Regions from separate parts of the Homo sapiens genome. Here region 2 is linked to region 1. The links are chromatin loops, found by intact Hi-C in ENCODE. Cell type or tissue: PC-9. All regions are shown on one strand. Links, peaks and the distances in the headings refer to the core of each region. The heading gives the core; the rest is flanking DNA.

Region 1 (16,167 bases), core at 4,003-12,002:
GCCAGAAGCAGCTATAAATATGCATCTCTCTGGAGAAACACATCTCTGTTCCCCTGAGATAGTTTACCAAGCAGGCAATACAGATACAGTGTTCCCCCGTCACCTCCGCTGAATCTGTACCAGAGGAAAAGAATGTGTGAGTGAGACTGCTGGGCCCTGAGCAGTACCTGGACAGACACAGCAGACTTGCTTAGAGAAGAGGTTGGAGCTCACAAGGATTACAAAGGAAAGGAAACTCTTTCATGCTTTCTCAAAGACAAACAGAAATCAGAAATAAAAATAAAAGCAGCAATTTATCCAAATTTTAGAAAATTTTTTACAGCCAGAATTCAATTGTGACATGATAGTAAATTATGCATGAATAAGACTGAGTGTAATTATTATTCTATTTATTTGTGATAATTCTATGTATCTCCTGAGTATCCTAAATCCCCAAATACACAAAATTAGGATTCACAGTACCTACACACCACGTGACACCCCTGCAAAGAAATGCTGTTCAGTGCAATCAGCCAGTAAACCAATTAACAAACCAGATCCAATAAATCTCTTATCAAGATCCAAGACAGCACACAGAAAAAAACAGTATACTCTCAAACAAATATGTTCAAACGTTTTTGCATGAGCATGAACCAAAACAATGGAAATCAATAGCTAGAAATGATCAAGAGATAGAAAAGCCAAATTCAGAAGTATCCATATCTTAGGTGACTTTATTCCACTTTTTAGCAATATGGAGTTGAAAAATATCAGAAATTCATCTTGATATTTGTTCTAAGAAGAAAATGGTGCTATAACAGAGCCCCAAAGAGACATCTCTTTACTGAGTGAGTCTACAAATGACACTGACATTGCCAGCAACACTAAAGTTCCTGCTTCAGAAATGAGCGACAGAGGCACAGATCACTAAGAGTCTGGAAACTCGGGTTCTTGGAGAAAAATAAAACACAGAAGAGTCATTTTTTTCTGTTTTTGGCCACACATTACCAGCACTACATGCCAACAGAGGCAGACAAATGCACACATGTTCCATGGATGTGTACTCTACACACAATTATAAAATTGGGTTGTGAAGCATTAAAATGTCACCTAGGCCCTTTGCTATTGATCCCTCCAACTTTAATGAACTTCAACAAGGTAAATACTCATCCCATTGTTGTAAAAAGCCTCAACTTCTTGTAACTTATTTCAGGATTTTAAAAAGCATAAAAAACAAGAGACCTGGTTATGTTTTATTTTGGTAAATCTTAATCACTATCACATGTATCTTTTCATACATACTCATATATGAGAGAGTGGAACTTATCAAGAGTAACTGAAGAAACAAAGAAATCAACAGGGAAAAAGAATGAAAATGATAGAAGATACTGAAAACAAACACTCTATATTCAATTCTTGGGCGTTTTTGACATCTGTCGATGGAAATATAACTGCCAACTATTTTCTCCATTGGTAAATTTAATGTCTTCAAAGACACATTCTTTAAAATAGTATCCAAAAGTCTGTTAAAGCAAATTGTATTTCCTGCATGAATGTTTAGATGCTAAGTAACTTAAATAATTAAGACGGAATTGCATTAGAGCTTTGAAAAAATCCACATTAAATATGAAAAAATAGGCCAGGCACGGTGTCTCACGCCTGTAATCCCAGCACTTTGGGAGGCCGAGGTGGGTGTATCACTTGAGGTCAGGAGTTCGAGACCAGCCTGGCCAACATGGTGAAACTCCGTCTCTACTAAAAATACAAAAAAATTAGCCAGGTGTGGTGGCAGGTGCCTGTAGTCCCAGCTACTTGGGAGGCTGAAGCATGAGAATCGCTTGAACCCGGGAGACAGAGGTTGCAGTGAGCCAAGATTGTGCCACTGCACTCCAGCCTGAGTGACAGAGCGAGACTCCATCTCAAAAAAAAAAAAAAAAGAGAGAGGCCGGCTGCAGTGTCTCACGCGTGTAGTCCCAGCATTTGGGAGGCCAAGGTGGGTGGATCATCTGAGGTCAGGAATTTGAAATCAGCCGGGCCAACATGGTTAAACCCCGTCTCTACTAAAAATACAAAAATTAGCCGGCTGTGCTGGTGCACACCTGTAATCCCAGCTACTCAGGAGGCTGAGGCAGGAGAATCGCTTGAACCTGAGAGGCGGAGGTTGGAATGAGCTGAGATTGCGCCACTGCACTCCTGCCTGGGTGACAAAGCGAGACTCCATCTCAAAAAAAAAAAAAAAAAAAAAAGAAAAAGAAAAAAGAAAAAGAAAAGAAAAAATACGAATAGTGTAAGAATTTTTAATGACATGGAAAATGTAAACGATTACATTTCATGATTAAGCTGAAAAGGTTACAAATTTACAAAGCAGCATGCATCCAAATTTTTCTCTAACAAGAAACATTTTCATAAAATAAGGATGAAAAAATGTGTAAATAACAATCATACATTTGTGGTGGGAATAAAGGTGATTTTAAGTTTGTTCTTTTTAACTATCTTTTTTATATCTACAACAAACATTTGTAATTAGAAAAACAAAAGGATTAAAGTTCCTTTTAAGTTTCTGGTCATTACTAGAGTTATTATTTTTAAAGTAGAGGAACATCTTTAAATCAGTGAAAGAAAAAAACTGCCAATCTAGAATTCTTTACCCTGTGAAAATATCTTTCAAAATCAAAGGTGAAATAAAGACTTCTGCAGACATACAAAAGCTAAAAGAATTCAGATATGAACCTCAAGAAACATTAAAGGAAGTCCTTTGAGCAGAAGAAAAATTATACCAGATGGCAAGCTGGGACCAGACACAGGAATGAAGAACCCTGGAAATGGTAACTATATGTATAAACATGTAAACTTTTTTCTTCTTATTTAAATGTATTTAAAAGATAGTCAGCCGGGCGCGGTGGCTCAAGCCTGTAATCCCAGCACTTTGGGAGGCCGAGGCAGGCGGATCACCTGAGGTCAGGAGTTCGAGACCAGCCTGGCCAACATGGCGAAACCCCGTCTCTACCAAAAATATAAAAATTAGCCAGGTGTGATGGTGGGCACCTGTAATCCCAGCTACTAGGGAGGCTGAGGCAGGAAAATCACTTGAACCTGGGAGGCAGAGGTTGCAGTGAGCTGAAATCGCACCACTGCACTCCAGCCTTGGCGACAGAAGAAGAATCCATCTGGGGGGTAGTGGGGAGGAAAGATAGTCAACTGTTTATAACAATGTATCATGAGGTTTACAATACAGTGGAAGTAAAATGCACAATAGCATAAAGGTGGTGAAGGGAGAAAATAGAATACTGCTGTTAGATTCTTACACTATTCTTTAGTAATATAGTATCACTTGAAGACAGTCTGTGATAAGTTGAAGATGTATACTATAAACCCTAATGTAAGCACTTAAATAACACCAAGTTATAGCCAATAAGTCAACAAAAAAGTTAAAATAGAGTCATAGAGACATTTAACCCAAAAAAAGGCAGAAAAACAAAAACTGAACAACAAACAGATGGGATAAATAGAAACAAATAGCTATATAACAGATTTAAACCAAAACATGTCAATAATTACACTTAAGGTAAACGATCTAATCACCCCAATTAAAAGTCACAGATGGTCAAGATTAAAAAAAAGCAAGCTAAGGCCCACTATATACTGTCTACAACTGTGGTCCCCAACCTTTTTGGCACCAGGGACTGGTTTTGTGAAAGACAATTTTTTCCACAGACGGACAGCGGAGGGGGATGGTTTCAGGATGAAACTGTTTCACCTCAGATCATCAGGCTATAATTTTATATTTTATTCAGTTAGATTATCATAAGGAGCATGCAACCTAGATCCTTTGCATGTGCAATTCACAATAGGGTTCATGCTCCTATGAGAATCCAAAGCTGCCGCTGATCTGACAGGAGGTGGAGCTCAGGTGGTAATGCTCACTTGCCTGCCGCTCACCTGCTGTGTGGCCCAGTTCCTAAGAGGCCACAGACCGGTACTGGTCTGCAGCCCAGGGCTGGGGACCCCTAATCTATAAGAAATCCATTTTATTTTTTTAAATTATTTTTGTTTATTGTGGTAAAATACACTTAACAAAATCTGCCATCTTAAAAGTAACCATTTTTAAGTGCACATGTAGTTCAGTGATACTAAGTACATTCACATTGCTGTGCTACAAGAAACCCATTTTAAATATAAAGACAAAATAAGTTGAAATAAAAGGATGGAAAAGATATGTTGTGGTGCTGGGACAACTGGATATCCACATTCAAAACAATGAAGTTGGATCTCTACTTCACACCATTTACAAAAATTAACTCCAAATGGATCAGAGACCTAGATATAAGAGCTAAAACCACATAACTCTTCAAAGAAAACATCGGTGTAAATCTTTATGACCTTGGATTAGGCAATGGTTTCTTACATGTGACACCTAAAGCACAAGCAACAAAAGAAAAAATAGATAAACTGGACTAAATTTTCGTGTCAAAGGACACAACAAGAAAGTGAAAAACAACTCAAAGAATGGGAGAAAATATTTGCAAATCATATGCTTGATGAGAGACTTGAATACAGATTATATAAAGAAACTTAGAGCTCAAAAATAAAAAGACAACCTAATTTTAAAATGGAGCAAAGGAACTAAATAGATATTTCTCCAAAGATACAACTGGCCAATAAGCACGTGAAAAGATGCTCAATATCACCAGCCATTAGGGAAATGCAAATCAAAACCACTGATAGTGTGAGATACCATTTTATACCACTAGGATGACTATAACCAAAAAGATAGTCAATAATGAGTGTTGGTGAGGATGTGGAGAAGCTGGAACCCCCATACATTGCTGTTGGGAATGAAAAATGGTGCAGCACCTCTGTAAACCAGTTTGAGCTATGTAATCCAGCGATTCCACTCCTACATACATACCCAAAAGAACTGAAAGCAGGGACTCAAACAGACACTGTCCACCAACAGTCTTTCCTGACCTACTCCCCCAGCATTCTTCCTCTTGTTCCCTCTACTCTCGTCACCAGAGGTCCCCCCTGACTCGCTCTTCAACTTGTAGACACGCTCCTGCTACAGGCCCTGTGCTTGGAGCTTTCTTCCGAGATATTAATGAGACCTGCTGTGTGGCCTTTCTCTCTTCATTCAAAGGTCACCTTCCTGAGAAGGCCTTCCCTGGCCACCCTATTTAAAATTATAACCCATGTTCAGACAATACTCTCTAACCTTTCCCCCGCTTTAATTTTCTCCATCACACCATATCACCATCTAATATATTACATATTTTACTTATTTATTTTGATTATTGTTTGTCTCTCCAAACAATCAGTCTGTTAGTTTTTTTGGTCTATTTTGTTAACAACAAAACAGGTAGTTTATCTCCAGCTCCTAAGAATACTGTGTGGCATACAACAAATGCTCATTAAGTATTTGTTGAAAGAATGAATAAATGAATGAATGCACACCAAAATAAGTGTTTGTGTAATTGGCAGTTTCCCGGCTGTCTTCTTGTTTGGTTTGTCTTATTCAACTACCCTATCTCTAGTACCCAGGGCAGTATCATGCTCACAGCAGACGCTGTGTAAGAATCTGCTGAATCAAGCGATGGAGCACTGCAAAGGAATTTGAATAGCTGTGGGTTGGCGCCAGATAAACACTCTTCCAACGAACTGAATGGATGAGGCCAATGAACATAAAGTACACCAATGGCAGAAATATGTAAGCTCATCCTATGATGAATCTTCTGTAGATACCACTGAGAAAAAGCTAACTGCAAAATTAAATACTTAAAATACACTTAGGAAACTACTGTTTAAAAGAATCTGTTCCACGAGAGCTGGCTGAAAATAATTTTAAAAATAAAACATAAAAGAATCTGAAAGCAAGTCATTTTACAATGAACATATTCTCTCGATCTTTCCTGGGGAGGGGTGGCAGTAAACACCAATTTTCACTTTTCAATTTATGTTTGGAGTAGAGTTTACCTATTATTCAATAAATGATTATTGAAAGGAATGCTTCTACATTTCAGGCACCATGCTGGGCATACACATGAAATAATTATACCAGAGTCTAATTCTGTGGAGAATGGAACAGAAAGTTTCTTCAAGATTTCTTAAGTTGTCTGAGATTTTTTGTCAGAAAGAGTAGACTCAAAATTACTCCTTGAACAAACCCTTCATCAAAGATCAGCTCAGATGAACCATTTAGGGAAATGAAGCTTGAGAAAAGGAGAAGTGGAATCTCCAAAAGGTGCTTCTCATACATGGTTAGCACCTAATATATCTCAGAAACACTAGACAATACTTCCTGTACCATATGCTGAGTTTTCCCATCTTATGTAACATTCTGCCTTGCCTTCCCTATGCTGGGAATCTGGCTACAATTCCCAAACTCTAATGCATAGTTCTTTCCCTTGAAAAGCTTGCAACAACCACAAATACCATCTTGGTCTAAACAGCATACCAAGGCTCCGAGGTCACTACAAAATAGTAATAGAGAAGGCTTGTTTTTTGGCTGTTAGTATGGCCCTGAGATAACTAAAAATTCCTCAAACAAGCAGTGTTGATAAACAGAACAACATGGAAAAAAAGAGGCCAGCGGACCAGTGAGGCAGGGCCACTTGAGAGAGGGAAAACAGAACCGTGGGCAGATCTGCTCTGTGCAATGGCAGAGGGTGGGCACGCTGTGGAGAACCACAAGGTCTATGGCTGCCCTTCTTGCTGCTAGACTAATCATGGGTACCAGACACTAACTCCCTGAAATCTGATACTAGTCCTCAAGATCCCCATGTTCCAAGTGAGGAAATGTCCCTCAACTCTTCCCTTTGCCACAGGGGATGGTGGTTGGTCTAAAGGGATCACAGTCACAAAATATGCAGGGCAAAGCAGGGCACAGGCATGTTCTGCGAACCTGCCCAGGGCAGCGGGAGGGAGTCAGCACCCTGAATTCCGAACACAGATGAGGACTAAAGACAAATGAGCTAGGCTGGGCACAGTGGCTCCTGCCTATAATCACAGCACTTTGTGAGGATGAGGTGAGAGGATCACTTGAGCCCAGAAATTTGAGACCAGCCTGGGGTGACATGGCAAAAACTCCATCTCTACAAAAAATTAAAAAATTAGCTGGGTGTGGTGTCATGTGCCTGTAGTCCCAGCAGCTACTTGGGAGGCAGATATGGGAGCATGGCTTGGGCCCAGAAGGTTAAGGCTACAGTGTGCCATGATCGTACTGCACTCTGCACTCCAGTCTGGGCAAGAGTGAGACCTTGTCTAAGAAAAAACAAAAAACAAAAAACAACAACAACAACAACAACAAAACCACCACCACCACCAAAAAAACAAGTGAGCTCCACCAGCAACAATCCAGCCCTCAAACATGGCATGGCAGAGAAGCTAAAGTCTCCAAACAGAGGTGCTGTCTTTTATACAAAAGCAAAAGAAATGGGAAGAACAGAAATGCCTGGAGAAGGGAAGTGAGGGAGGAGAGTGTCACCCTTGAGATTACAGTTTCCAGAATCAAGTCTGCATGAGACCCAAAGCATCAACTCTGGAACCCCTAGGGCATTAAAAAAAAAAAAAAAATCAACCTGCACACCTAATGTGTACCACACAGAGACTTACACATGGCAAACAGAAACTGAGCATACAGCATCAAGACAAACTTTAAAAGTTTGTGAGGCAACTGTCACCGGCCAGTTAAAAAGGACAGTCTCCTGAAAATGCATTGTGTAGGCAGGCTTAGCCGCCACCCCCCTTATAACCTAAGGCGGTGCAGGAAAACCAGACTGTGACAGTGGCACTGCTGCTCCCTGCAGGCAGTCCACCGCTACTACAGAAGCAGCCAGGGGCTGAAACACACTGCAGTCAGAACATACCCCATGGCTGTAGAAGGGGTTGCAGGGTTATTCTTCAATTCCTGCACATTTACCACTTGAGGGACATTCTTCAACGTTGATTCAGTCAAAGTGTTTACAGCTAATTTAAACAGAGAAGAGAGAACACCATATTAATTCCAGCAAAGGATAAAAAGTTCTAGCCACATATAAATGAAAAACCAAGACATGAGCCCAAGCAGATTAGAGCCTTATCATGTGAAGGAAATCTACTCTAGGTAGTTCTTGCAGCATTGTGTTCAAAGGAACACCTGGCCTACTCCATTAACACAGGTGATGGAACAAGGCTTCCTGTAACTGAATCGAATGTACTAGAGTAGGGGAAAAGAATTCTCTGGCCAGCTTTTCTACACAGAGCTGAGACACCTGCCACACTGCTGGTCTGTCCTGGAAAAGGGCAGCTTGAGCTAGAGGATTAACAGCATCTAGACTCAGGATTTCTGCCACTCATTCACTGTCTTTCTTTAACATGGGCTTATTATGTGCCAGGCTCTGTGTTAGGGGCTGCGAATACAAAATGTATCTATAGTTTCTTCTCTAAAGAAACTCATGGCCTAGTGAGACAGAAAGGCATAATGAATAAAATGTGGAAAATGGAGCTTGGACAATAATGGGAGAAGAGACTAAGAGGCATATATCTGACACCTCCTCATCAGCTTTCGTCTTATAATTGTAAATTGTATCCCAAAAGACTTAATGACATTCTATAATTAGCAATTAAGGAAGCCTGAGCAAAGCTTGTGGCTCATTACTAACTGCATCACTGGCCAAGGTGAAAGTGGTTATCACAAGCAGAATGACAGACCTGTAGTTAATTCTCTTTTATTCCCTCTTTCAAAGAAGTGACCAGAACATCTTGCCCACGACTGCACATCTTTCATATTTCATATTCAAAGGTGCCTATACCTTAGAAATTTTTGCATCCAACATGATAATACAGATCACACCACCTTCTGCTGAGTGGAACAATCCTCAATCCTAATAGATTTTAACGTTTTACAGATCATTGACTTGATCAACTTGATTTCAGGCCTGTTCAGCACAATGGCAAGATTCTACCTGGTCCAAGTAATATTTAAAGAGATCAAAGAATTCTATTTTTAGAAAGCCCAAAGGTACCTCAAAAGTTATCTTTGTTTTGTTCTTCAATATATATGTTAGATGTCTTAATAAAGGTTTTAATATTTGAATTTTTCTTTACAATCTTTTGACTTATCACTGTTTAATGTTAGTTCTTTTTTCCTAAATCAAACTATTATGTCTTTTTAGTCTTTAAAAAAAACTCTAAATTGATAAGTGTTGTAAGCAGTGATACATCTAAAAAATAATTTTACTCAGCTAAAATGAAAATATTTGGCTTATATCTGTTTCTTGACCCTGGCACTACTGACATTTTGGGGCTAGATAACCCTTTGTTGTGGGGGTGTCTTATGCATTTTAAAGATTTTTTTTTTGCAGCATTCCTGGCCTCTACCCACTAAATGCCAGCAACACTGCCAACTGTTTCAGGGGTGGAGGACAGGGAAGTGGGGGCAGCCTCTAGTTGAGAACTACTAGCTTATAAAACTGATAACTAGTGATAACTGAAGTCCTTGAGACCAACTACGCAGACTGTAAAATCCTAATGTACAATGTACATTAACGTAGAAAGTAGTAGAAAGTTTGGGATAATGACAAGCCACTGACGAAATGTTAAGTGCTAACTGACTTATTAGCGCTTCCTTCTGTAAAAGTTAAATTTTACAATGTTAAAAAAAAAGCTTTGGTCAGGAGCAGTGGCTCATGCCTATAATCCCAGCACTTTGGGAGGTAGAGGCGGGTGGATCACTTGAGCCCAGGAGTTTGAGACCAGCTTGGATAACATGGTGAAATCCTGTCTCTACAAAAATTTTTTAAATATTTGCCTGGTGTAGTGGTGCATGCCTGTAGTCCTAGCTATCCAGGAGGCTGAGGTGGGAAGGTCACCTGGGTTCGGGAGATCACGGAGGCTGCAGCGAGCCGTGATCGCACCAGTGTCCTTCAGCCTAGGCAACACAGTGAGACCCTGTCTCAAAAGAAAAAAAAAAAAAGCTTCATGCAAGATATAGTTGGAGAAGAAAAAATGCTCAACTGAAAAAGAGCAGAGGGTTAGAGTCTGGGTTCTGCTACTTATTGGTGGGATAACCTTCACCTCTCTGAACTTCAGATTACTCAAACACAAAATGGTCATTCTTTTTGTTTGTTTGTGTTTGTTTTGTTTTAGAGATGAGGTCTCACTATGTTGCCTAGGGTGGTCTCAAACTCCTGGCCTCAAGTGATCCTCCCACCTCAGCCTCCCAAAGTGCTGGGATTACAGGCATGAGTCACTATGCCCAGCCAAAATAGCCATTCAAATACCTACCTCTTGGGGTAGCTGCAATCTGTAAGATACTAAGAGATGACGCTAGTGTTATTCGATGATCGAATTTCAAAGGTTATAATTTTAGGGCTCTAAGCAGACATTATTCAAAAGTAGGATTAGCAATTTTGTTTAAAAAAAAAAACAAACCCCACTGATTTCCACCTTAACTAAATGTGGCAGTTCTAATCCCTCCCCTTAAAAGCAAAGATTTTCAGACCTAGTCTCTGCTTTCTTAGAACTCTCTCCACAAAGGGGAGAGGGCTGTCACATCAATCTTCTCTTCTGAAGGGCACCAAAGAGCGCCCACTGTTTCTTGCCACCTGCTGTCCTGGCCTGTGACTCAGACAGCTCATAATCAGCCTCTGTACAGGTATGGGGCTACAGCTTTTACCTGGTGCCTGACTGGCCATCTGCCGCCTGAGTGCTGCTGCGGCAGCTGCCTGCGGGGCTGAGATGGGGTGGGAAGGACTAGGTGCACCATGTTTCACGGTTTTCGTGGCAAGCATTGTGCTATCGGCCCCTTGAGGAATAATTTTGCTAGCAGATGTAGCCACTAAGAGGAAAAGAAAAATTAAGTGTGAGTGGGTGAGAGAACAGGAAAATACAAAAGGTTAAATTGGTAAATTCTTTATGTTCGACTGCAGGGAAAATGCTAAAATTAGCGTTAACATAGAAAAGTACCAGTAAACTAACAGGCTGGCATCTATATCTTTCAGTTATCGCATGAAATTTGCCTACCCACCTCTACTAAGATACATCATCATTTCCTGATACTGATTGAGATACAACTTTTATACCAACATAGACCAATTCCCTGATCCCCTCTCACAAATTCTCTTCATTCTAGTACCTAACACTGGTATTTTTCTCTGCTGGAAGTCACTTTGATGCAAAGCCCTGACACTGTACTGAAAGTGTGGGGGCACAACACCTGTCAGTACAGTGAGCCAATACTGACCACAAGCATCAGAGCTGGTGAGTTCTGAGGCAGAATATGCCACAAGTCAGGCTGAAATGAGCCAGGATTTAAAAGATATGAGTGTGGATGTTGCTTTATAACTGAAGCAAACAGCCCCCTTTTACTTCTGAAAAAGATCTGTTTTAAAAAACAAGCTGGCTCAGCAGAAAAACTGTTATAGCGCATAAACTTGGAGAGCCATCTCCTTCCTCACAATGGCCTAGCAACTGCTTTCAAGGGGAACACACATCTTTTCAATCAGTCTTCTAATTTCTAGAATATAAGCAGAAGTGAGTTGAGCAGCCAGGTGCAGTGGCTCATGCCTGTAATCCTACCACTCTGGGAGGCCAAGGCAGGTGGATCACCTGAGGTCAGGAGTTTGAGACCAGCCTGGCCAACACAACATGGTGAAACCCCGTCTCCACTAAAAATACAAAAATTAGCCAGGCGTGGTGGTGCACGCCTGTAATCCCAGCTACTTGGGAGGGTGAGGCAGGAGAATCATTTGAACCCAGGAGGTGGATGTTGCAGTGAGCCTAGATCGCGCCATTACACTCCAGCCTGGGCAACAGAGTGAGACTCCACCTCAAAAAAAAAAAGAAAAAAAGAAAAAAAAAAAAAAGTGGGCTGGAGCCAACCACCATATTGGTGTGACAGTATAAGACCCAGTTACAATTCCGTCATTAGTTAGAAACATCATAGGGAAAAACAGTTTCCTTTCCCACTGTTTACTTACCTGAAGTTCCCATCACACCAGGTGAAGAACCATGAACCAGGTGAGATTTAGCAAAAGGTGCTGCATGGGGCAAGAGACTGGGCTGGATGGAAGGAGTGCGAACCACGGGGGCGTGCCGAGGGGCCTGAACCACTGCCTCGTCATCTTTACAGGACGTCCGTGCATCTTCACTCTCCAGAGACTGGGAGACAGATGACGTTGAGCTGACTTCATCCAAGTCTTCATAATATCTCTGAGACAGAAAGGCTGATCGAGACAGGCTGGCTACAAAAGCCCCAAACAAAACACAATTTAGACAACTCAAAGCAAGCCCAAAAGCTAAGTAATTTTCACTGTTGATAAAAAAAAAAAATACTCAACTTGTAAAATGATTTAATTATTACTTATTTTAAGTGGGAGCAGGTATTGTCAAATGTGAACAAAAATGGTTTTGGGTCTTTGCTCAGATGGGGATTTGAGAAACTGAGGTGTGTGAACGAGAACATCTTGGGGCTGTTAAAAGAATGTGAAAAAGTAAGAGACAGAATTAATGCTGGTGTCAAAGTAGAAGCCTGGAGCCCTCACTAGTATAATAATAATATACTAGAAATGTAACAGGCAAGTTTCCATGGTGGGGTGAACAATCACACCATTACTGTCACCTTCCAATGATAAGCTTCTAAGAACAGGTCCAACGCAAAATGGATTAGAAAGAATGTCCTCGGTCCTGAGTGTCTCGAACATTTCCAGATAAATCTAATGATTCTTCTGATTCAGACAATTAGGTTTAAAAAAAAAAAATACAAGAGACTGGGTGCAGTGGGTCAGGCCTATAATCCCAGCACTTTGGGAGATTGAGGCAGGAGGACTGCTTGAAGCCAGGAGTTCAAGACCAGCTTAGGCAACATAGTGAGACCCTGTCTCTACAAAAAATAGGGTAACAGAGTGAAACTCTGTCTCAAAAAAAAAAAAAAAAAAAAAAAAGGCTGGGTGCAGTGGCTCAAGCCTGTAATCCCAGCACTTTGGGAGGCTGAGGCGGGCAGATCACCAGGACAGGAGTTCAAGACCAGCCTGGCAAATATGGTGAAACCCCATCTCTACTAAAAAATACAAAAATTAGCCAGTCGTGGTGGTGCACACCTGTACTCCCAGCTACTCAGGAGGCTGAGGCAGGAGAATCGCTTGAACCCGGCAGGTGGAGGTTGCAGTGAGCCCAGATTGCACCATTGCACTGCAGCCTGGGCAACAGAGTGAGACTCCTTCTCAAATAACAACAAGAAAAACCCAAAAGAGAAAATAGAATTGAATTGAACTGAATCCCGGCCTTCTGTTTAGACTACGAAGAGTAAGGCTTTATGTCATGTTAACTTTCTATCATAAATTTCAGAATGCAAGTGAATACTTCCTGTATATTGGAAAAAACAAAAACCAAACAAAATAATCTAGCCCTTTTTCTTCCCTCCCCAAGTTATTTAAAATGGCTCTGCAAATATTTATTGACTTTTGTGTCCCATGTGCACATGGCTCTGCAAGATTTTATTGTCATAATGTAAGTATAACATAAACAAATGCCACTAAAAACCAATGCTATGTGCTACGGCTGTCTTAGCCAATTTGGTAGCCAGTAGCCATATGTGGTTATTTAAATTTAAAGTAATCAAAAGCAAATTAATGAAAAATCAATTCCTCGATTGCACTATCCACATTTCATGTCCTCTACAGCCACATGTGGCTAGTAGCTACCCTGTTGGACAACAAAGATACAGAACATTTCCATCATCACAGAAAATCTTCCTGTGAGACAGCAAAAGAAACTACCATCAGAGTGAACAGGCAACCTACAAAATGGGAGAAAATTTTCACAACCTACTCATCTGACAAAGGGCTAATATCCAGAATCTACAATGAACTCAAACAAATTTACAAGGAAAAAACAAACAACCCCATCCAAAAGTGGGTGAAGGACATGAACAGACACTTCTCAAAAGAAGACATTTATGCAGCCAAAAAACACATGACAAAATGCTCACCATCACTGGCCATCAGAGAAATGCAAATCAAAACCACAATGAGATACCATCTCACGCCAGTTAGAATGGCAATCATTAAAAAGTCAGGAAACAACAGGTGCTGGAGAGGATGTGGAGAAATAGGAACACTTTTACACTGTTGGTGGGACTGTAAACTAGTTCAACCATTGTGGAAGTCAGTGTGGCGATTCCTCAGGGATCTAGAACTAGAAATACCATTTGACCCAGCCATCCCATTACTGGGTATATACCCAAAGGACTATAAATCATGCTGCTATAAAGACACATGCATACGTATGTTTATTGCGGCACTATTCACAATAGCAAAGACTTGGAACCAACCCAAATGTCCAACAATGATAGACTGGTTTAAGAAAATGTGGCACATATACATCATGGAATACTATGCAGCCATAAAAAATGATGAGTTCATGTCCTTTGTAGGGACATGGATGAAATTGGAAATCATCATTCTCAGTAAAATATTGCAAGGACAAAAAACCAAACACCGCATGTTCTCACTCACAGGTGGGAATTGAACAATGAGAACACATGGACACAGGAAGGGGAATATCACACTCTGGGGACTGTTGTGGGGTGCGGGGAGGAGGGAGGGATAGCATTAGGAGATATACCTAAGGCTAAATGAAAAGTTAATGGGTGCAGCACACCAGCATGGCACATGTATACATATGTAACTAACCTGCACATTGTGCACATGTACCCTAAAACTTAAAGTATAACAAAAAAAAAAAAAAAAAAGAAAATCTTCCTGTGAGATAACAACTAGGTACTGTTTTAAGCCGCTAGGTTTGTGATAATTTGTTACGGCATCCATAGGAAACTAATACAAACCCATGTTTTCTTGGGGCCAAATTTCTCTCCATAATTTCTCCAAAATCCTATTGTAGTTCCTGATAGTAACAATAAAAGATGACTCAAATAATCACATCACCTTCAAGAACTAGACAGAAAGAGACACTGGAATAACTATGTAACCTCCAAGGTCCTATGTAACATGAAGGTACTCTTAGTTCCTTCCTTCACCTTTCTGAGGCAATTTACCTGCCTTCGGTGGAGGAACCCCATCAACTGAAAGATGCAATGGGCATGCTCACTCACAGAAGCATGGGGCATGGACTGCTCACTATGCCAATGGTGCTGCCTCCACCATTAATGGGTGCTGCTCTCTGCTGTGATCAAGGATGCAGCTAACTGCCTGGCATTAGAAAGAGCGTCCCACTGAAATTTAAAGAATCTTATTCTGTTTACACTCTACGTCAGATAAGGAAAGGTAGAAAGCTACATGACTGAGGGCAGGGAGGGTGGGGAGACAAAAGGATAGAAAGTCATATGATCATCTCAGTAGATGCAGCAAACCTCACATCTTAGGATGAACTATAGAAAGTGCTCCTTTTGAGATCAAGGAGAGCTACACGACACTTTTACGCTGCACTGGAGGTTCTAGCCAGTGAAGTAAGGTAAAATAATAATAATAATAATAATGATAATAATAATAACAAAAGGACTGGAAAGGCAGAAACGTCACCATTAGTATCCATGGAGGATTTCATTGTTTCCATAGTTACAAGGCCAAGAAACAGCTACAGACGTGTTAGAATAAATGAATTCTGCCAGGTTGTTGGCTGTAAGTAAATACACATAAATCAATGGTATTTCTCGATACTACATCCAACATAAACCATAAAATTTAAGGAAAAAAAATCTACCATTATAAGAGCAACAAATTTTTGCAATTAAATTTTTAGCAATTAATCTAACAAAAGATGTGCATGTCTCCCACGCAGAAAACATTAAGAGAAATTAAAGAACACCCAAATATACAAATATGTACCCAGTTCAGGAACTGAGAGTTCACTACTGCACAAATGTCAATTCTCAAGTTGATCTAGAGACTCAATACAATTCCAATCAAAATCTCAACTTTCCTTTGAAGGCTGAGGAAGGCAAAATTCCTCCCCCAAAACTTTCTTTTTTTAAAGACGGAGTTTCGCTCTTGTTGCCCAAGCTGGAGTGCAACGGCATGATCTCGGCTCACTGCGACCTCTGCCTCCCGGGTTCAAGCGATTCTCCTGCCTCCCTTCTTTTTTATTTATTTATTTTTTTATTGTGGTAAAATATACATGACATAAAATGCACCATAGTCACATTTTAAAGTGTACAGTTCCATGGCATAAATACATTCCTAATGTTGTATAACCGTG
Region 2 (16,167 bases), core at 3,683-11,682, 570 kb before region 1:
ACTGTACTGCAGCAGGGCCCTGGGGAGGAAGAGCTGGTCCTAATGCCACCCACATCGGGGCTGGTGGGTGAGGAAGAGGGGATGTGAAGTCACCTGTAAGGCTGGTGGTGGTTACATCCTGGAGACTTTGAAGAGTCGATTTTTTATTAAGTCCGCGTGTAGAAGAGACCTTGCTAGTTATATCCACAGACCACTCTTTTTTTTTTTTTTTTTTGAGACAGGGTCTTGCTGTCTCCCAGGCTGGAGGACAGTGGCACAATCATGGCTCATTGCAGCCTCGACTTCCTGGGCTCAGATGATCCTCCCACCACAGCTTCCCAAGTAGCTGGGACTACAGGCGCACGCCACAACACCTGGCTAGTTTTTTGTATTTTTAGTAGAAAAGGGGTTTCACCATGTTGCCCAGGCTGGTCTCGAACTCCTGGGCTCAAGCAATCCTCCCGCCTTGGCCTCCCAAAGTGCTGGGATTACAGGCGTGAGCCACTGTGCCCAGCCCACTCTCTTGTGAATTTCTCATTTATTTATTTATACCCTCCTTGTTCTGGGAGAAGACAAACAATTAAGCATGTCTCACAAGTGCTCATAAAAATAAGACAAGAGAGTATAAAATTAAAAGCAGTTGGCAGAAGAGAGAAGAACAAGGCTGGGTGCCAACCGGAGCCAGCAACCAGGCGTCTTCTCAGCCCCTCCTCGCTATCCAGGTGAGCAAGAGGCCTTGTTGTTCTGGAATTCCCAGTGGTGGGGGCAGGGGGAGGAACAAAGCAGGAGCTGGAGTCAGCAGGCAGCCCCCCGGCCAGGTGCGTCTAGAACAGGCTCTCACAAGCATGGAGAGAATGCATATTTAACACTGAAAAGTCCAGACGGCCCCAGGCTTCCATTGATGGCTCTCAGGCTGAGGAATCGCTGTTGAGACAGAGCTGAGATTTCCCAGCATTGAGATTTGTGTGATTTAAGGGACCAGGGTTCTGGGGGGAGGAGACATTGCAGAGGTAAAAAGCCAGTCCTCGGCCGGGTGTGGTGGCTCACGCCTGTTATCCCAGCACTTTGGGAGGCCGAGGTGGGAGGATCATGAGGTCAGGAATTTGAGACCAGGCTGGCCAACATGGTGAAACCCCGTCTCTACTAAAAATACAAAAAATTAGCCAGGTGTGGTGGCCGTTGCCTGTAATCCCAGCTACTTGGGAGGCTGAGGCAGGAGAATCACTTGAACCCAGGAGGCGGAGGTTGCAGTGAGCCAAGATCGCGCCACTGCACTCCAGCCTGGGTGACAGAGCGAGACTCCATCTCAAAGAACAAAACAAAACAAAAGCCAGTCCTCAGAAGTTGGCTTTCCCTCACATCCATTAGGATGGCTATTATAAAACAGCAGAAAATAGGCTGGGTGCAGTGGCTCACGCCTGTAATCCCAGAACTTCAGGAGGCTGAGGTGGGTAGATGACTGGAGGTCAGGAGTTTGAGACCAGCCTGGCCAACATGGTGAAACCCTGTCTCTCCTAAAAATACAAAAAATTAGCCGGGCGTAGGGGCCGTTGCCTGTAATCCCAGCTACTTGGGAGGCTGAGGCAGGAGAATCACTTGAACCCAGGAGGCGGAGGTTGCAGTGAGCCAAGATCGCACTGCTGCACTCCAGGCTGGGCGACAGTGCAAGACTCCATCTCAAAAAACACAAAACTAAACTAAACAAAACAAAACAAAACAAAACAAAAGCCAGTTCTCAGAAGTCGGCTTTCCCTCACATCCATTAGGATGGCTATTATAAAACAGCAGAAAATAGGCTGGGCGCGGTGGCTCACGCCTGTAATCCCAGCACTTCGGGAGGCTGAGGTGGGTAGATCACTGGAGGTCAGGAGCTTGAGACCAGTCTGGCCAATATGGTGAAACCCCATCCCTACTAAAAATGCAAAAAATAGCTGGGCGTGGTGGCACATGCCTGTAGTCCCAGCTACTCAGGAGGCTGAAGCAGGAAAATCATTCGAACCCAGGAGGCAAAGGTTGTAGTGAGCTGAGATCATGCCACTGCACTCCAGCCTGGGCAACAGGGCAAGACTCTGTCTCATAAAAAAAAAAAAAAAAAAGAAAAAAAAAAGAAAAGAAAGTGTTGATGAGGATGTGGAGAAAATGAAATCCTGATGCACTGTTGATGGAAATGTAAATTGATGCAGCCGCTGAGAAAACAGTACTGTGGTATCTGAAATAATTAAAAATAGAATAATCTGCCAGACGTGGTGGCTCATGCCTGTAATCTCATCACTCTGGGAGGCCAAGGTGGAAGGATCACCTGAGCCCAGGAGGCTGAGACCCAGCCTGGGCAACATACTCCAGCCCGGGCAACATAACGAAATTTTTAAATTTAAAAAATTTTAAAGTTAGCTGGGTGTAGTGGCACATGCCTATAGTCAGTCCTAGCTACTCAGGAGGCTGAGACAGGAGGATCGCTTGAGCCTAGAAGGTTGAGGTTACAGTGAGCCAGGATCATGCCACTGCATTCCAGCCTGAGCAACAGAGTGAGACCCTGCCTCAATACATTAATTAATTAAGGTCGGGCACAGTGGCTCACACCTGTAATCCCAGCCCTTTGGGAGGCTGAGGTGGGTGGACCACCTGAGGTCAGGAGTTCAAGACCAGCCTGACCAACATGGCGAAACCCCATCTCCACTCAATACAAAAAATTAGCCAGGTGTGGTGGTGCCTGTAATCCCAGCTACTTGGGAGGCCGAGGCAGGAAAATCGCTTGAACCCAGTTGGCGGAGGTTGCGGTGAGCTGAGATTGTGCCATTGCACTCCAGTCTGGGCAACAAGAGTGAAACTCCGTCTCAAAAAACAAATTAATTAATTAAAAATAGAATTATCATACGATCCAGTAATTCTACTTCTGTGTATATACCCAAAAGAATTGAAAGTAAAGTTTCAAAGAGATATTTATACACCCATATTCATAACAGCATTATTTACAGTAGCCAAAAGCCGAGTGTCCAAATAGATAAACAAAATGTGGTCCATTCATCCATACAAAGGAATATTATTCAGCCTTGAAAAGGGAGTGGCACTGTGACGCATGCTGCAGCACAGGAGAACCTTGAGGATGTGTGTTAAGTGAAATAAGCCAGTCACAAAAGGACAAATACTGGATGATTCCACTGATATGAGGTGCTAGAATAGTCAAATTGGTAGACACAGGATATAGAATGTAGGTTGCCAGGAGCTGGGGAAGGGGAAAATGGGGAGTCAGTGTTTCATGGGGACAGAGTTACAGTTTAAGATGATGAAAACATTCTGGAGATGGATGGTGGTGATGGTTGCATAACAATGTGAGTGTGCTTAATGCCACTGGAGGGCACACTTAAAAATGGCTAAGATAGCTGGGCCCAGCGGCACGTGTCTGTAATCCCAGCTATTCTGGAGGCTGAGCCAGGAGGATCACTTGAGCCCAGGAGTTTGAGGCTGCAGTGAACCATGATCACACCACTGGGTGACAGAGGGAGACCCTGCCTCTTCAAAAAAAACAAAGGGTTAAGATAGTAAATTTTACGTTATGTGTATTTTACCACAATGTAAATTTTTTTATTATTAAAAAAAGTAGTTGATTTTCAAAAGGATGCCTCAGCCAGGTGCAGTGGCTTACGCCTGTAATCCCAACACTCTGGGAGGCCTAGGTGGGTGGATCACAAGGTCAGGAGATTGAGACCATCCTGGCTAACATGGTGAAACCCCGTCTCTACTAAAAATACAAAAAATTAGCTGGGCGTGGTGGCAGGTGCCTGTAGTCTGAGCTACTCAGGAGGCTGAGGCAGGAGAATGGCATGAACCAGGGAGGTGGAGCGTGCAGTGAGCCGAGATCATGCCACTGCACTCCACTCCAGTCTGGGTGACAGAGCGAGATGCTGTCTCAAAAAAAAAAAAAAAAAAAGGACGCCTCATGCTGAGAACTGTGGGCCTAGCAGCTGCCACAGGGGGTGTGAGTGGGAGGGGAAGCCTGGGTTTCCAGGGATACTAGACCCCTGAAACACGGATGTCCAAGAAGATACTGTTTTGTTTTGTTTTGTTTTGTTTTGTTTTGTTTTGTTTCTGAGACAGAGTCTTGCTCTGTCACCCAGGCTGGAGTGCAGTGGCGTGATCAGCGCTTACTGCAGCCTTGACCTTCTGTGCTCACGAGACCCTCCTGCCTCAGCTTCCCAAGTAGCTAGGACCACAGGTATGTGCCACTACACTTGGCCAATTTTTAAACTTTGTTGTAGGACGAGATCTCTCCATGTTGCCCAGGTTGGTCTCAAACTGCCGGGCTGAAATGACCCTCCCACTTCAGCCTCCCAAAGTGCTGGGATTACATGGTGAGCCACACCACCCAGCCAGAAGGTACTTTTCTGCTAGCAAGCGCCTTGTCACTCAGCTTGCTAAAAAGACTCAAGATCTTCCTGATCCAAATAGCTCCTGCCCCCGATAAACAAAGAGTGGAGAATTTACGGATCTACTCAACATGTATTCACTCAGCACCTACTATGTACCAGGCCCTGTGCACAGATGTGCATAAGACAGACACTGTCCTTGTGTATCTTATGCTATGCTGGGGGAGATGCTCAACCCAAGAAATTCCAGGCCATGCTCAGTGGATCACGCCTGTAATCCCAGCACTTTGGGAAGCCAAGGCAGGGGGTAACCTGAGGTCAGGAGTTCGAGACACACCTGGCCAACATGGTGAAACCCCGCCTCTACTAAAAATACAAAAATTAGCCGGGCATGGTGGCGCACACCTGTGGTCCCAGCTACCCAAAAGCCCGAGGCAGGAGAATTGCTTGAACCGGGGAGGTAGAGGTTGCAGCGAGCCAAGATCACACCAATGCACTCTAGCCTGGGTGACAGAGTGAGACTCCGTCTCAAAAAAAAAAAAAAAAGAAATTCTAAAATTGACATATAACCAAAAAAGGACACACCTGGATGGTTCCATTATGTCACATTCTAAAAGATGCAAACTCATCTACAGTGACAGAAAACACCGCTGTGGTTGTCTGGGGCTGGTGGTGGAAGAAGGTTTAGGGACCCAGGGGCACAAGGAGACCCTTGGAGGAAAGAAAATGTTCTGCATCTTGACTGACAGCAGTGATTTCATGGGTGTAGACATCCGCCAAAACACATCACGTTGTATACTTTCAATGGATGCTGTTTATTGGGCATGAATTAGACTCTGCTTGATAAAATATTGTTTTGGTTGAGTGATGAGCTGAAGTGATAGGTTTCTCGTTCTTTCTTTTTTCCTCCAATGCTGCTCCTTCTGCATGACATGATAGGTTTCTCAAAGGTTACCTTTAAAGTGAGCCCTACAGGAGGGACCATCGGGACAATGATGGAAGATGGGAAGGTGATGGGGGTGGGCCCAGCACAGAGAGCTCCACTGGTTAAGCATGACCAGGAGGAAGAGCGTGAGCCTCGTGAGGTTGGTGGGAGAGAGGAGACTGAAGACCACCATAGGACTGGGCTCTGTGCTGTGAAGATGGGGAGTATCTGAAAGCTTGTTTTCCCCCCCAAGATGGACTCTCTGTCACCCAGGCTGGAGTGCAGTGGTGCGATCTCAGCTCACTACAACCTCTGCCTCCCAGGTTCAAGCAATTCTCCTGCCTCAGCCTTCCGAGTAGCTGGGATTACAGGTGCATACCACCACACCAGGCTAATTTTTTTTATTTTTAGTAGAGATGGGATTTCACCGTATTGGTCAGGCTGGTCTTGAACTCCTGACCTTATGAACCACCCGCCTTGGCCTCCCAAAGTGCTGGGATTACAGGCGGGAGCCACCGCGCCTGGCCCTGAAGGCATTTTAACCTGGAGAGTGATACCACTGTCGGTTTAGCATGAAGACCCCTCTGGCCACAATTTGGAGAAGAAATTGTGAGAAGAAAGGAGGTGGAGCCCCATTAGGAGTGACTCAGGCAGAAGATCACGAGGCCTGACACCCAAGGAGAGTGGAGGTGGGGCTGGAGGGCAGACCAATGGCTCGAGGTGTTGGTGACAGTGGATCCCAAGCCCAGGCTTCTGAATTGAGTAACCTGTGGAAAGAGGTGACATTTCCTGAGAGAAAACCCTGGAGGAGAACCCCTCCTGGGTTTGAACGATTCTTGTGCCTCGGACTCCCAAGTAGCTGGGACTACAGGCATGAGACACCACACCTGGCTAATTTTTATATTAAATATTTTTAGTAGAGATGGGGTTTCGTCATGTTGGCTAAGCTGGTCTCGAACTCCTGACCTGAAGTGATCTGCCTGCCTCAGCCTCCCAAAGTGCTGGGACTACAGGAGTAAGCCACCACCCCCAGCCCCAAAAAAACTTTTTAAAAAATTAACTGGGTGCGGCAGCACACACCTGTGGTCACAGCTACTCCGGAGGCTGAGATGGGAGGATCGCTTGGGCCCAGGAGTTTAATATAAGTATCCATCAAGAAGAGAATGAGAGGCTGGACGCAGTGGCTCATGCCTGTAATCCCAGCACTTTGGGAGGCCAAGCCAGGCAGATCACTTGAGGTCAGGAGTTTGAGACCAGCCCGGCCAACACAGTGAAACCCCATCTCTACTAAAAATACAAAAATTAGCTGAGCGTGGTGGTGCACGCCTGTAATCCCAACTACTGGGGAGGCTGAGGCAAGAGAACTGCTTGAACCTGGGAGGCAGAGATTGCAGTGAGCTGAGATCACATCCCTGTACTCCAGCCTGGGCGATAGAGTGAGACTTAGTCTCAAAAAAAAAAAAAAAAGCAGAGAATGATCAAATACATTTTTATACATTCATACACTTGAATGACTTAAAATATCCAATAGGCTTATACTTGCTAGCATGAAAGATGTTCAATATATTAATATACTTAATGAAAAATGCAAGTCTTAGATTGCATTGGACAGGATAGGTGAACTGCTATAACAAATCCAGTAAAGCTACATTTCTTTCTGATGTCACAGCCCAAAGTAGGTCCACTGGGAGGGGGCGGCTCTACCCCAGACAGTCATTCAGGGACCTAGGCTCCTTCTATCTCCACACATCATCAAAGCTGAAAGAGAAAGGAAAATGTCAACCATCAGGTGCTGGAGAAATTTATGAGTGGGGCACGGAAGTGGCAATCATTATTTCACCCTCATCTATTGTTCAGAGCACCTGGCCACACCTAACTGGGAGACGAGTCCAGCTGTGTGCCCCAAAAATAGATTTGGTGAGCATTTAGCCAGCCTCTGTCTTGCTAACTGATGTGTACCATTTAAACTCATTCATACAAAACACCATAAATGTGTGCATGGGGCTGGGCACAGCGGCTGACACCTGTAATCCCAGCAGTTTGGAAGGCGGAGGAAAGAAGATCACCTTGAGCCCAGGAGTTTGAGACCAGCCTAGGCAACATAGTGAGACCCCCTCCCTACAAAAAATTAAAAAATCAGCCAGGCATGGTGGCGCACACCTGTAGTCCCACCTACTCAAGAGGCTGAGGTAGGAGGATCGCTTGAGCCTAGAAGGTCAAGGCTGCGGTGAGCCAAGATCACACCACTGCACTCCAGCCTGGGAGACAGAGTAAGACCCTGTCTCAAAGAAAAAAAAAAGCGTACATGGATATATTTTTAATAGAGAAAAATCTGGAAAGATGTACATTAAACTGTTAACTCTTATGAGTGAAAGTGGGACTTCCAGTTTTTATTTTATATATGTGTTTGATTTTATTTTTAATTTTATTTTTAATTTTTATTTTTATTTATTTTTATTTTATTTATTTATTTATTTATTTATTTATTTTGAGACAAAGTCTTGCTCTGTTGCCCAGGCTGGAGTGCAGTGGCGTGATCTCGGCTCACTGCAAGCTCCGCCTGCCAGGTTCACGCCATTCTCCTGCCTCAGCCTCCCAAGTAGCTGGGACTACAGGCGCCTGCCACCACGCCCGGCTAATTTTTTGTATTTTTAGTAGAGATGGGGTTTCACCATGTTAGCCAGGATGGTCTCAATCTCCTGACCTCGTGATCCGCCCGCCTCGGCCTCCCAAAGTGCTGGGATTACAGACATGAGCCACCGCACCCGGCCTGATTTTATTTTTTAAAAAATGAGCACATATTTCCTGTGAGATTTAACAATTTAAAGAATTGTAAAATGATAGTACATTGCTCTTTAGATTTTAAGCAAATGGAGTTTAGAATTCTAGATGTTCACTAGGGGGCAGAAGAGATGTGTGTGTGTGCGTGCGCTTGCTGTTTGCTTGTCACTGTTTACCAGATTACTGGCACAATTTCCCCATTCATCAGGTCATCTGTAAGGTTTACAGACTTGTTTAAGGAAATGACAGCACCCAGGCCTCTCACACTAGTAGACATCAGCTGTGGGCCCAATAATCTCATATTTTCACCAATTTTTGATTACTGTGGTAAAATACACGTTACATAAAATTTGCCATCTGAGTCTTTTTTTTTTTGGTAGAGATGGGATCCCACTATATTGCCCAGGCTGGTCTCGAACTCCTGGGCTCAAAGGATCCTCTTGCCTCAGCCTCCTAAGTAGCTGGGACTACAAGTATGCCATGCCCAGGTTACCTTAGTCTTTTTTTTTTTTTTTTTTTTTTTTTTTTTTTTTTTTTTTTTTTTTGAGACAGAGTCTCGCTCTGTCACCCAGGCTGGAGTGCAGTGGCACGATCTCGGCTCACTGCAAGCTCCGCCTCCCAGGTTCACGCCAGTCTCCTGCCTCAGCCTCCCGAGTAGCTGGGACTACAGGCGCCCGCCACTGCGCCCGGCTAATTTTTTGTATTTTTAGTAGAGACGGGGTTTCACCATGTTAGCCAGAATGGTCTCAATCTCCTGACCTCGTGATCCACCTGCCTCGGCCTCCCAAAGTGCTGGGATTACAGGCATGAGCCACCACGCCCGGCCCACCTTAGTCATTTTTAAGGGTATAGTTATGTAGTATTAAGTGCACTCATGTTGTGCAATCATTACCACCATCCATCTCTAGAACTCTTCATATCTTGTAAGATTGAAAGTCTGTACCTATTAACCAGTCACTCACCATACTCCCATACCCCCAGCCTTGGACAACTACCATATTACTTTCTGTCTCTATGAATTTGACTATTCCATTTTAACCTGATCCTCAAGGCTGTGTGGTTGCCTTATGGGTCATTATCAAAAATGTGTCTGTTTCATACCAGCCTTTGAGTACACAGAGATCTAGAGGTCTTCTAATTGGCCTGAATCCCTACTTGTGAGAAAAAAGGCCAAAACTACCATGAAGCTGATCTGCTGCCTGTTCTGCTGGAGTCAGCCTGAAAGATCCCACATTTAGATAGTGGAGTGATGACCCAGACATCTGTCCTGGCCTTTCTAAGGATCTCTGTGGACATCTCTTCAATATCAAGGACATGGACACCAGAACAGGATTCAGCTGTATGGAGGCCCAAGGCATGGGGGAATGTGGGAGCCTCATATTCTCCGTAACAAATAATGAGCAAAATCTCCATAAAAACATAACATCGTCTGGGCACGGTGGCTCACGCCTGTAATCCCAGCACCCTGGAAGGCCGAGGTGGGTGGATCCCCTGAGGTCAGGAGTTCGAGACCAGCCTGGCCAACATGGTGAAACCCCGTCTCTACTAAAAATACAAAAATTAGCCTGGCATAGTGGCACACCTGTAATCTCAGCTACTTGGAAGGCTGAGGCAGGAGAATCACTTGAACCCGGGAGGTGGAGATTGCAGTGAGTCGAGATTGCACCACTGCACTCCAGGCTGGGCGACAGAGTTAGACTTTGTCTCAAACAAACAAACAAACAAATAAACAAACAAAAAAATGACATAACTGACCCTATTTAAAGTCACTGAAATATTTGCCTTCTCTATTTGGACTTGCCTGATGCTCCAAATTGAAATGAATACCTGCACACTCAGAAAGCATGTTAGGCACCCCCGGCTGGAACATTCCTCACAGCTGGTTTCCTGGAAGAGCTGGTTGAGACTTGAAAGCTCTGCCCCCAAACACCCCTGAAGCTCTTGGAGACCAGCATGTAGATCTTATTTATCTTTGTTTTTCTCATAAGGCCCAGTACTCTAAAGATATACAATCTATGTGGATTGAATTGAACTGAACCCAAGATCAAGCATATATGTAAAACACTGTGGGGAGGAGGTATAAAGAGAAGTTTGAGTAGAGAATTTGTAGCACCATGGTTAAAACACGAGCTCCGAGCGGGCTGACCTGTGTGAGTTCCAGCCCCACCACTTACTAGAAATGTGTCTTCGTGTCTCCCACTAAGCCACATGGAGTTAATACAAGCCATAGAGGATGCAGGGTACACCTATGCTAAGCCCTCCTTTGCTGAGAACTGGACCCACAAGTGTAGCCTCTAGCAGTTGTGTTTGTACCATGTAACCCTGTTGTGAGCCCGATTCTGTCACTGTTCGGGGCGCCACTATGTAACCCGCACCGACCTAGGGCGACTGAACAAAGGGGGCGAACACGGAAATAAAAGGCAAGAGACAAAAGAGTATATTTGGAAGAAGGGGTCAGGGGGCACCTTGCCTCTAGTGGACAAGAGCTCTGAGCTTTACACAGCCCTCTGTATTTATTAGGCAAAAGAGGTAGTGAGAACTGGGGTGGAAGAAGGGGTCAGCTGCTTGGCCCAGAGTAGGCTTGTAAGACTGCATTCCTCGAACAACAGGCTCTAGATGTCGCAGTAGATAGCCTTGGCCCCAGGGAGTGATTGCCTCCAGGAAACCTTCTGTCTGCAAGAGCAGTCGTGAGCTTGTTCACATCTTGCATTCATGATAAACAGTTTGCTGTTTGATCATATAGACTCCAGTGGAATGCTGAGTTGGTCACGCGTCCCTCAGGCCTTCAGCTTCCTACATAACCCCACCCACCTGGCCAGACCCAACTGGGCCAGGGGTGGACCACTGACCCCAGCTGGGCCAATCAGCTCCTCTCTCCTGGAACTTGGGTTTGGATTGAGCATCCTTAGCGGGTCTGGTCTCACGGCTGAGCTGGGGAAGGAAGTGGCCTCGGGATGTGTGGGAAAGTGAGTGATTGTTACGTGCAGTTCAGTTGCTGGCGAGGTATTGAATTTCCTGCCCTTTGGTTCTACCTATGAGACATTCTTTTTTTTTACCAATAGATTCCCCTTTGCCAACATTAAGTAGGTATCTACAACACGTGACCAAACAAACACTCTCTTATCTAGACCCCGCCCTCCCAGGATTCATGTCAGGATTGAGGCAGTGACTGAGCAGTGCCCAGCCACAGGCAGCCCTCAGGAAGCATCAGCCCTCATTCCCATGACTCCTGTTAGTAATGGTTTCACCTCCTCCTCTGATCTACAATGGTGATGTAATGAAGCAATACTCTCTGTCCACAGGGAACGGACAGTGGTGTCTGGGAGTTCAGGCAGGTGCCTGCTAACAGATCCCACCAATCCAAGCTGAGGTGGGCCCCTGGCCACCAGCCTCACTCTGGCTGTTTTCTACCCGAGTCTCGTGGAGTTCCTGTTGTCTGAATAGCTGAGTGTTGTCTGCAAACGCAAGAAGAGGATGTGGCGCTTTTGCAAGGGGCCCCCATCTAAAATAGTCTCTGTGAGCAGGCTCAGAGCCACCTAACTATTTCTTCCATCTTCCACCATGGAGTCTGGAGAGCTGCTAGGGTAGAGTGGTCACCTGGCTCACCCCATCCTTCCCTGGAATGTTGGGAGAAGGCCTGACAGCACCCACCCGAGTGTTGACTGAGCCCCTTCCCTCTGCTGGAGTTGGTGCTGCCGCAGTACAAGAGCCCGGCATGACCCCTTGTCTTAATAGGGCTTTATTTTCTGTTATCTTACAATTTATTTTGTTTTCAGACACAGGTCTCACTCTATTGCCCAGGCTGGAGTGCAGTAGCTATTCATAGGTGTGATCATAGCACCCTACAGGCTTGAACTCCTAGGCTCAAGTGATTCTCTTGCTTCAGCTTCCTGAGATGCTAGGCTGTTCCACAGCCTCTGCTCCCAAGTTTTCTCACAATTGGCACAATTCCTAGGCTGGCCAAGTCACATATTCTACCCCATTCCTGCAGTCATTGGCCTGGGGATAGACGTGTGACTCAAACTGAGCTAATTAGACTCTGCCATGGGGCTCTCTTTGAAACAATGAGGAAAGAGATCCTCTTTGTCCATTGGGGTTGTTAAGCAGGCAGGTGACAGGCCCAGGACTGCTGGTGCCCAGCTTCACCCTTTGCTACCTTGTAGAGAAAGATGACCTGAGAAGGGAACCAACATAGAGGACCAATGGCCTTGTTCCAGAGCCTGGGTTAGCTGCATTTGGACCTAATTGTACACCTGGTTTACTAATTATGATCTTCAAAAAATGCCCTTCTTGCTGTAAGCAATAGCAGAGCTAGGTTTCTGAGAGTGAAATCAAGTTTCCTAATCAGTACAGGAGGATGGCCCTGTTGGGGCGTGTCAGGGAAGCATTCTCCATAGAAGTGACAGTGAAACTAAGAAGCAAAAGATGACTGGGACCAGCCAAGTGGAGAGGAGGGGAGGGAACATTCTAGACAGCAGGAGCAGCTCATGAGAAGGTTCCAAGTCAGCCAGAACTGGGCTTTGGGAATCCGTTTGCTTCATTACCTTGTGTGTGTTCTACTATAGTTATAAACATCTTTGATGAATAGCCTTTATTAAGTAAGTTCTGTGACCCTGATTTACCATAATGTCCATTTGCAAAGTACTTTGTTGTTTGCAAATCTTTTGTCATTGGATATGTCATAATTTATTAAATATATTTGTGTTCTCACAAACCCCTGACTGCACCTAGTATCCATGCAGTCTAGTTTTCTACTTTTCAACCAGGATTTTGGATTTAAAATATCGGCTCTTCTCAGCTCAGAAGCCTAGAAGGGTTGGGGGCAGCATTGAGTGTGTTTTGGGGTTGGGCCTGGGACCAGGGGCCAGTTTTGCCTGGTAAGGCATCTGCCAAGAGGGCTGAACAGGGCCACCCTGGATCAGAGCATCCATTCATCAGGTGGAAGAGGGAAATGAATTTGTCAATCTTTGGATTTGCCTTTGACCTCTAGAGGGCTGCAACTGATGAAATGATGATGGGAAATTTGGCTGCCATCTATGACCATCTCCTTTTTTTTTTTTTTAAAGAGGGAGTCTCGCTCTGTCACCCAGGCTGGAGTGCAGTGGCGCGATCTTGGCTCCCTGCAACCTCTGCCTCCCAGGTTCAAGTGATTCTCGTGCCTCAGCCTCCTGAGTAGCTGGGACTACCAGCGCGCACCACCACGCCCGGCTATTTTTTGTATTTTTAGTAGAGATGGGGTTTCACCATGTTGGCCAGGCTGGTCTCGAACTCCTGAACTCAGGTGATCTACCCACCTCGGCCTCCCAAAGTGCTGGGATTACAGGTGTGAGCCACCACACCCGGCCTGACTAGCTCTTAGTTGTGGAATCGGTGACCCTTTAGACTGTCCAGGGAGATGGGAATAAGAATCTCTCACAACATTAGCAGTTTTTCCTCCTCCCTGCACCTCCCCCAAATCCTGTCCCCATCACTAGGTTATTTAATTTACTTATTTTGGGGGAAACAGGAGGGAAAACTAGCCCAGGTGGTGCGTGCTACTTCTTTGTATTCCATCTTAGACTAACAACAGGAAGCAGGCAGCAGAATTGCCCCACATTGGAACATCACTTGCGTTACTAATTTGTTGTTATTTACTACTTGTATTATAGGATTTAACTTTGACTTCCCAGCTAAGTTGTGAACTCTTTGGAGGGAAGCACCAATTGTGCCCACTTTTGTAGGGCCCACAGAACCCGAAATAGTGCTTAGACTTAGCAGATCCTTTGATTCTTAAATGACTTTTTTTTTCCTTTTTTTTTTTTTTTTTTTTAGCCAGGGTCTTCCTCTGTCACTCAGGCTGGAGTGCAGTGGTGCAATCATGACTCCCTGAAACCTCTGCCTCCAGGGCTCAAGTGATTCTCCCTCATCAGCCTCTCAAGTAACTGGGACTACAGGCAGGTGCCGCCGTGCCTGGCTAATTTTTGTATTTTTAGTAGAGACGGAGTTTCACACATTGCCCAGGCTGGTCTCGAACCCCTGGGCTCAAGTCATCCACCCACCTCAGCCTCCCAAAGTGCTGTGATTGCAGCCGTGAGCCACTGTGCCCAACCACGACTTTTTTTTTTTTTTTGAGACGGAGTCTCGCTCTGGAGCCACCAGGCTGGAGTACAGTGGCATGATCTCGGTTCACTGCAACCTCCATGTCCTGGGTTCAAGAGATTCTCCTGCCTCAGCCTCCCAAGTAGCTGGGACTACAGGCGTGTGCCACCATGCCCACCTAATTTTTGTATTTTTAGTAGAGATGGGGTTTCACCATGTTGGCCAGGATGGTCTCAATCTCTTGACCTCGTGATCCACCTGCCTCGGCCTCCCAAAGTGCTGGGATTACAGGCGTGAGCCACCGTGCCCAGCCACGACTTTTAATGAACTCATTTCCACACTAGAAAAGTTCCACAGCTGAGCCCCAGGGTGCCCTTCTGGATGTCAAATAAGCAGGGCAGGCAGGGTGTGCTGTGTCCCTGAGGGAGTTGGGCCCAGGCCAGCATGGAGGCTCTAGGCCTCAGGGGACATTTAGGCCTGAGTAGGGCCAACCCCAGCCCGGGACAGGTGGCTCTCGCTGGCAGGGTGACTGAGTCCCACATGCAGGGCTGGGGTGGAGAATGAATCCTCCGCCTTGGCATAGACCTTGGGCCAGCAGAGGGCTTTCATGCCAGAGTGGACTCATTCCCCGGCTGGAGCCTCTGGGCTGGCAGGAGGTGCTATGAGGCCACTCCCAGGCCCTGGTGTGGGGTCTCCAATTAAGAAGGGGGTGCGGGCAGGGTGCAGTGGTTCACACCTGTAATCCCAGCACTTTGGGAGGCCAAGGTGGGTGGATCATGAGGTCAGAAGATCGAGACCAGCCTGGCCAACATGGCGAAACCCCGTTTCTACTAAAAATACAAAAATTAGCTGGGCATGGTGGCATGTGCCTGTAATCCCAGCTACTCAGGAGGCTGAGGCAGGAGAATTGCTTGAACCCGGCAGGCAGAGGTTGCAGTGAGTCGAGATCGCGCCACTGCTCTCCAGCCTGGCGACAAAGTGAGACTCGGTCTCAAAAACAAAAAACAAAACAAAAAAGGGGGTGCTGCATCTCTGGTTTGGGGGAGGTCAGGACAGGCTCCCAGCCAGCAGAGCTTGTTGAGTCCTGGTGAGAGTGAGTTCTAGGCCCTGGTGTGGAGCCTCTGGCCCACAGGGGATGCTGGGTCCGGGATGATGCTAGGGTGGGGTGGGCGTCAGTTCCACGTCCTGGGGTGGAAAATCTGACCCAGGAGGGTTCTCTGTGTCTCTGGTGAGGGGGCAGGCCAGGCTCTTGGGCAACCGAGGACCCTGGGTTGGAGCTGTCAGTCCCAGGTCTGGAGCTGGTGACTCTGGTCCCACAGCAGAGGAATGCGGAGTCCCAGGCGGGGTCGGCCCCACACCCCAGGCCCCAGGCCCCGGCGTGGGGACTCCGGCTCGGCAGGGGGCGCTGCGTCTCGCGCGTCGCGCGGGAGGCTCGGGCGGCTCCGGGCCCACAGGGGGCGCTGTGGCGGCGCGGCGGGCGCCCGGCAGGTGGCGCTGTGGCCGTGGCCGCGGCCGAGGCCCGGCGGGCGGGCGGGCGGCGTCGCTGCGCTGCGGCCGGCTCGCGGGCCGGGGGAGCGGCGGCGGGCGCGCGGGAGGCGGAGCGGCGGCGGCGGGCGCGGCGGGAGCGGCTGGGCCCGGGCGGGCTGGAGCGCGGTCGCCGAGCGCAGGGCCGCGGCCGCGCGGAGCCCGCCATGCCGGCGCGGGTCTGAGGCGTGGCGAGCCAGGGCCGAGGCGAGCGGCGGGCGCGCCGCCCCTGTCGCCCCGCGGCGGCCCGGCCCGGGCCCGATGAGCGGCGGCCTCGGCCTCCGGCGCAGCCCGGAAATGTCCGGCAAGATCGAGAAAGCAGGTGAGGCGCGGGCGTGGGGCGGCTCCCTCCGGCCGGGCCCGGCCCTGGGGCTCCGCCGCTCCCCGGGCCGAGCGCGGGTCGCCCGGGATGTGCGGCCCTCCGTGCGCCGGGGCGGGGTGAAGCCACCGAGGCCTCGCCGGGGCGCCTGGCAGCTTCTCCTCCAGGCCCATTGCCTGCCGGGCGCGGGGGGAAGC

The links. Hi-C counts contacts between places; a loop is a spot of excess contacts. Peaks named below come from ENCODE experiments on the same cell type or tissue, not always from the same donor. Only the 100,000 strongest peaks of a DNase experiment are listed, where the experiment ranks them.
Region 2: it touches region 1 in a loop (10-fold over the local background); 2 of 110 quality-filtered maps call a loop at or near these places.

Annotation. Positions count from the first base shown.
Region 1 is chr9:131,170,085-131,186,251 of GRCh38, reverse strand. It overlaps NUP214 (nucleoporin 214), which reads right to left. Exons shown (of 36, transcript NM_005085.4): 22 at 11,934-12,197; 23 at 10,631-10,792; 24 at 7,842-7,941. Among named protein-coding and RNA genes, the nearest start is that of NUP214, 53 kb to the right of the region's middle. In PC-9, for the core only: CTCF peaks have their summits at 4,828, 7,568 and 7,770 (motif pointing left); no DNase peak of the experiment used is centred there.
Region 2 is chr9:131,739,576-131,755,742 of GRCh38, reverse strand. It overlaps RAPGEF1 (Rap guanine nucleotide exchange factor 1), which reads left to right and starts at 15,667. Exons shown (of 27, transcript NM_001377935.1): 1 at 15,667-15,973. The coding sequence starts at 15,913. RefSeq lists enhancers at 41-648, 11,369-11,428 and silencers at 15,444-15,703, 15,854-15,903, 15,954-16,167. In PC-9, for the core only: CTCF peaks have their summits at 8,143 (motif pointing right) and 10,515; DNase peaks (open chromatin) are centred at 8,212, 10,732 and 11,072; H3K4me3 peaks cover 324 bases; H3K27ac peaks cover 1,559 bases.